Linked DNA regions of Mus musculus: region 2 is linked to region 1. Evidence: chromatin loops called from intact Hi-C (ENCODE). Cell type or tissue: left cerebral cortex. All regions are shown on one strand.

Region 1 (2,500 bases):
ATTTAAGAGGTGGCAGTGACAATTTGTAAGAATTCATGCTCAAACCCTGACGGAAGAGAAGACATCCCAACTCACAGCGCAGCAGCGGACCCGGCACATTGCAATCTCACTGACTGTGACTAACGCAGAAGAGCAGATTCGGGCTTCTCAATGTTAGCGTTTACCTTTCATGAAGGTTGTGTATAAGGCATAGAAGCGGGGGAAATGACGCCCCAAGAAACGATGGTACGATCCGTTAATCGCTCTTGTCTTGGTCACCACGTAAGAAATCAAGTTCTTCACGTCCGCCTTCGGAGAAAGGTGAAGCTTTGAAGACCTACAACGAAGACCAAAGAGACTATCTGCGAAGGAGTAGAAGCCATTCGGTACGTAGGACCCCTCGGTAAACATACGGTTTCTGAGAGCGATTGCCAGAACTCTTCTGAAAACCCAAGCTCAGGGTTAGGGTTGGTATGAGAGGGGCAGATCATGCAGAAAGGTGTGAGCGTGGAGCGTGCGCAAAGCCTGCGGGGCCAGGAGAATGCAAGCTGAAGCCATGGAGAGATGGGAAGGGGAAGCTGAAAGATGAGCTCAGGATGTGCGGGGACAATCGGGTGGACACGGAGTACGGAGAGGGACAGGGACGGGCGTTCGGTGGGAATCCTGCATGGAAAAGCAAAACCCAGGGCCCAAGGCAGGGGATCCCGAGAGGCGGAGGCTGAGCCGCTGGAAGGGCTTCTACATCAAAAATGCTCTTCTTTCTCCAGGGCCCTCACCGAGGGGCTCGCCACGCAGGGCCAGAGCGGCCCAGCTGCAGCCTCCGGGTGACAAAGGGTCCAGGGGCGACAGTCGAACCCCACAGAGCAGCCCGAGCCCAGCACACCCTGGACAGCGCCATCTTCACAGCAGGGGAGGGAGCGCGGAGAGAGGTCGTCTCCGGGTCAGAGTGCGCCCCGCAGCACGCACGCGCCGCCCCTCCACGCCGACAGGCGGCTGCGAGCCGCCCCGCGCCCCCCGGGCGAGCCCGGGCGGGGACCCGGATTGGACGCGGCGACGCTTCCGCGCGCAGGACCGGAAGCGAGCCTCCCCGAGGGAGCGAGCGCCGGCCCAGCCTGAGGTCGCTATCGTGAGCCGAGGACGGCGTCTCCTTGAGGAACCCAGTGCCCTCGTCGGTCCCTGGGGGCTCGGGGCCGCGGGCGCTGCCCTTGACCTCTGTGGGAGCCCGGGGTCGTGGCCCCGATGGCGGCGGCGCGGGGTGGCGCTGCGCCCTCTAGTGGCGGCGGCCGGCAGGGCTCCGCCCTCCATCAATCTGGCGGCAGGTGTAGAACCCCTTTCCAACCCTCGCTTTCTGGTCCTCACGCGCCCTTGTCACGGAGTAGGTGCGCGGTGGATATTTTTTGGAGAAATGACTACTTGAAACTCGGAAGGGTTTCTAGGCGTCCAGCTGTCCGCGAGAGTCGACGGCCCTCTTGTGTCCATAGGCATTTTAACGGACGTGAAGCACGCTGAAGCCATGCGTCTGCAGTCAGGTTTAGTGTGGGGGACCTTGGACAGGTCACTTCGGTGAACTTCATGTGGGTTGTACCTGTGTTGCAGAATTCTGTGAAGATCGAAGGATGAAATGTTTGCATGTTTGCAAAAGCTCCCACGTCTGTAGAACATCTCCGTGTTTGGAGGGCTGGTGGTTTGAACAGTTGCAAAGCTGTTCTCTGCAAGAGGAGGTAGGTAGGTAGGATAGAAAATGACCAAAAGATGGGTTCTCTCGGTTCTCAGGTAGCTTCTAAGTCCCTCAACTACGGTGTCTCCGGCTCGCTAATAGAACTCCCAGGAGACACGAGCGCAGTCACAGACGGTTTTCTAACAGAAATGGAAAGGCACTGCCTGGGAGAACAAACTAAAGGGAGGGCATTTTGTGTAGTCCAGGGTGTGGGGGGGGGGGCGGGGGGGGGGAGGTCGTCCTGGGTAAAGTGCTGAGTAAGCTTAAGGACCTGAGTTCAATCCCTGACTCTAACGCCAAAAGCTGGGCACGGTGGTCTGTGCCTATGACCGCCTCCCCACCCCACCCCCAACACACCCACGTCCTGGCCTCTGTGCAGGGGAACCCGGAGCTTCTTTAGAGCTGAGACCCAGGCAGGAGGAGCCCTGGCACTTGCTAGCCAGCCAGTCTAGCCAAGTTAGCAAGTTACAGGGTTAGAGGGGACCCTGTCCAAAAAAAAAAAAAAAAGATATGTGCATATCCAACACCAGGCATGCGCAAACATGTACACAAACTACAAAAAGAAAAAATGTGATACGGATTCTACGGATTCATTTCCTCACATAGCTGCTGAGTATTTCTTCTTCCATTCCCCTTCCACTGACATACAGGTAACGAGTGTGTGTGCACACAAGCTCAGTCTCTGTCTGTCTCTCTCTGTCCAGCCCACAGTGCGTACATTTATAATCCCAGCACTGCAGTGGGGAAGGTGAGAGGTAGAAATAGGAAAATGTCCAGAATCTCGGAGGCCAGCTTGTCTGGAAC
Region 2 (2,500 bases), 240 kb after region 1:
CAGCTCCTTCCTCCCCAGTGCTGGAATTAAAGAAATGAGTCACCAGCCTGGCTTATCTTACCATTTTTCAAAGTACAGTTCCGTTGTGTTGACTATATTGACAGCTGAACAACCAACCTCTAGACTTTTCTACGTCCGATAGTAACTGTCTTTTTCCTCCAGGAGCACCAGCAACTCCTGTTTCTACTACTAACTCCTGTGACTAGACACTCCCACAAGGTGAGCGAGTCCTTCTGTGGCTGCCTAACTTCATTTGGCACAAGAGCCCAATTCAGCCGGGCGTGGTGGCGCACGCCTTTAATCCCAGCACTTGGGAGGCAGAGGCAGGTGGATTTCTGAGTTCAAGGCCAGCCTGGTCTACAAAGTGAGTTCCAGGACAGCCAAGAGTATACAGAGAAACCCTGTCTCGAAAAACAAAAAACAAAACAAAACAAACAAACAAAAAAAAGCCCAATTCAACCATAGCTCCTGTCAGGGTTTCCATGGTTTGAAGTCTGAACAACACTCCCTGGAATGTACTTCCATTGTTTACCCCCATCTACTGACAAATAGTTGGGTTGCTTCAGTCTCCCGACTGCTGTGAATAGTTGAGCCATAAACATGGATAACGATTATCTCGTAAAGACCTGCTTTTGCCAGGCCTAGTGGCAAAGGTTCATCTCTAGGTGAGTGTGGTTCTCAACCTTCCTAATGCTGCAGCCCTTTAACACATACCTCATGTGACCCCAACCATAAAACTATTTTTTTTGTTACTTCATAATAATTTTGCTGTTATAAATTGTAAATATCTGACCATGCAGGCTATCTAATTCTGGACCCCTGTGAAGGTTGAGAACTGCTGTCTTACAAGTTTATAGGTAGCCTGGTTTACAGAAGTCCCAGGATAGCTAGGGCTGGCTACACTCAAGACCCTGTCTTGAAAGAACAAAGAAAAAAAGAGCTTGCTTTCCATTTTCTTTGTATGTGTAGCCTAGAGAGCTGCTAAATCATCAGTTATTCTGTTGTCCATCTGAAGTACTAATTTTAATGGCATCCAGCCGGGTTTACTGTCCTAGCAGAACATAAGAATTCTAGCTGCAACTCGGGAGGCAGAGGCAAGAGGATTTCTGAGTTCGAGGCCAGCCTGGTCTACAAAGTGAGTTCCAGGACAGCCAGGGCTATACTACAGAAAAACCCTGTCTCAAAAAACCAAAAAAAAAAAAAAAAAAAAAAAATTCTAGCCGCAGTTCCTCCCATCCTTACCAGCACTTGCTGTTTTTTTCTGTTTTCATAGTAAGCTTTCTAATAAGAACAAGGTGGCTTTGGCTTTCTCCCCACTGACTAATGACATTAGCCCTTTTTCTCCAACACTGAAAACATGTCAGGAAGCAAAAAGTTGAGATTTTTTTTGTTTTTGGAAACAGGGTTTCTCTGCATAGCCCTGGCTGTTCCTGGAATTCACTCTGTAGACCAGGCTGGGTTTGAACTCAAAGGATCCACCTGCCTCTTGCCTCCGTAGTGCTGGGATTAAAGGCATGTGCCACCCCTGCTGGACAAGTTAAGAATTCTTAATCATAAGCTAGAGAGATGGCTTAGTGGGTTGAGAACACTGGCTGCTCTTTGAGAGGACTTGGGTTTGACTTCCCAGCACCTATAAAGTGGCTCAAAACCATATACAACTCCAGGGGATCTACTGGCTTCCAGAGGAACACATAGCACACAGGCACATTTGAAGGCAAAACATCCATACACATAAAATACTTTTTTAGCCGGGCGTGGTGGAACACACCTTTAATCCCAGCACTCAGGAGGCAGAGGCAGTCGGATTTCTGAGTTCCAGGCCAGCCAGGGCTACACAGAGAAACCGTTTTGAAAAAACAGAAACAAACACCACCCCCCCCCAATTCAATCAAACAAACAAACAAACAAACACCTTTTTCTCACTATAAGCAACAAACTGTACCTGTTCTGTTTTACTGAATTATCAACTGCAAATACACTTAAAAACAAACAAACTTATTTTATAAGCATGGGTGTTTTGCCTGCATGTGTGTAGGGTGTAGGGGTACAGGATTACCCAGGAGCTAGTTACAGGCAGTTGTGAGCTGCCATGAGAATGCTGCGACTTGAACCCAGGTCTTCTTCTGAAGAGCAGCCAGTCTCCCCATTCCTAAAATTTTAAATCTGGCTGAGGTTTTTGTTTTGTTTTTTAGACAGGATTTTAAAGCCCAGGCTGCCTCTGCCTCCTGAGTGCTAAGAAAAAGGCCATAGGTATGTCCTACCATGCTTGACTGAAGTCTGCTTTTCTTTTTTTTAAAGATTTTAATTATTATTACAAATTAAGTACACTGTAGCTGTCTTCAGACACACCAGATGAGGGCATCAGATGTCATCAAGAATGGTTGTGAGCCACCATATGGCCACCAGAACCTGAACTCAGGACCTTTGGAAGAGCAGTCAGTACTCTTACCCACTGAGCATCTTGCCAGCCCTAAAGTCTGCTTTTCAAAATGACACCTTT

What was found. Hi-C counts contacts between places; a loop is a spot of excess contacts. Peaks named below come from ENCODE experiments on the same cell type or tissue, not always from the same donor. Only the 100,000 strongest peaks of a DNase experiment are listed, where the experiment ranks them.
Region 2: a loop joins it to region 1, with 2.3 times the contacts of the local background. A loop is called at or near these places in 1 of 42 quality-filtered maps.

What each region holds. Positions count from the first base shown.
Region 1 is chr15:100,467,501-100,470,000 of GRCm38, reverse strand. It overlaps Letmd1 (LETM1 domain containing 1), which reads right to left and starts at 990. Exons shown (of 9, transcript NM_134093.3): 1 at 756-990; 2 at 165-316. The coding sequence starts at 877. 5330439K02Rik (a long non-coding RNA gene) reads left to right here and starts at 1,634. Exons shown (of 3, transcript XR_001781773.2): 1 at 1,634-1,700. In left cerebral cortex, CTCF peaks have their summits at 1,035 and 1,237 (motif pointing left); a DNase peak (open chromatin) is centred at 951; H3K4me3 peaks cover 2,313 bases; H3K27ac peaks cover 1,243 bases.
Region 2 is chr15:100,229,877-100,232,376 of GRCm38, reverse strand. The region is part of intron 1 of Atf1 (activating transcription factor 1); the gene reads right to left. Among named protein-coding and RNA genes, the nearest start is that of Atf1, 3.3 kb to the right of the region's middle. In left cerebral cortex, a CTCF peak has its summit at 1,511; no DNase peak of the experiment used is centred here.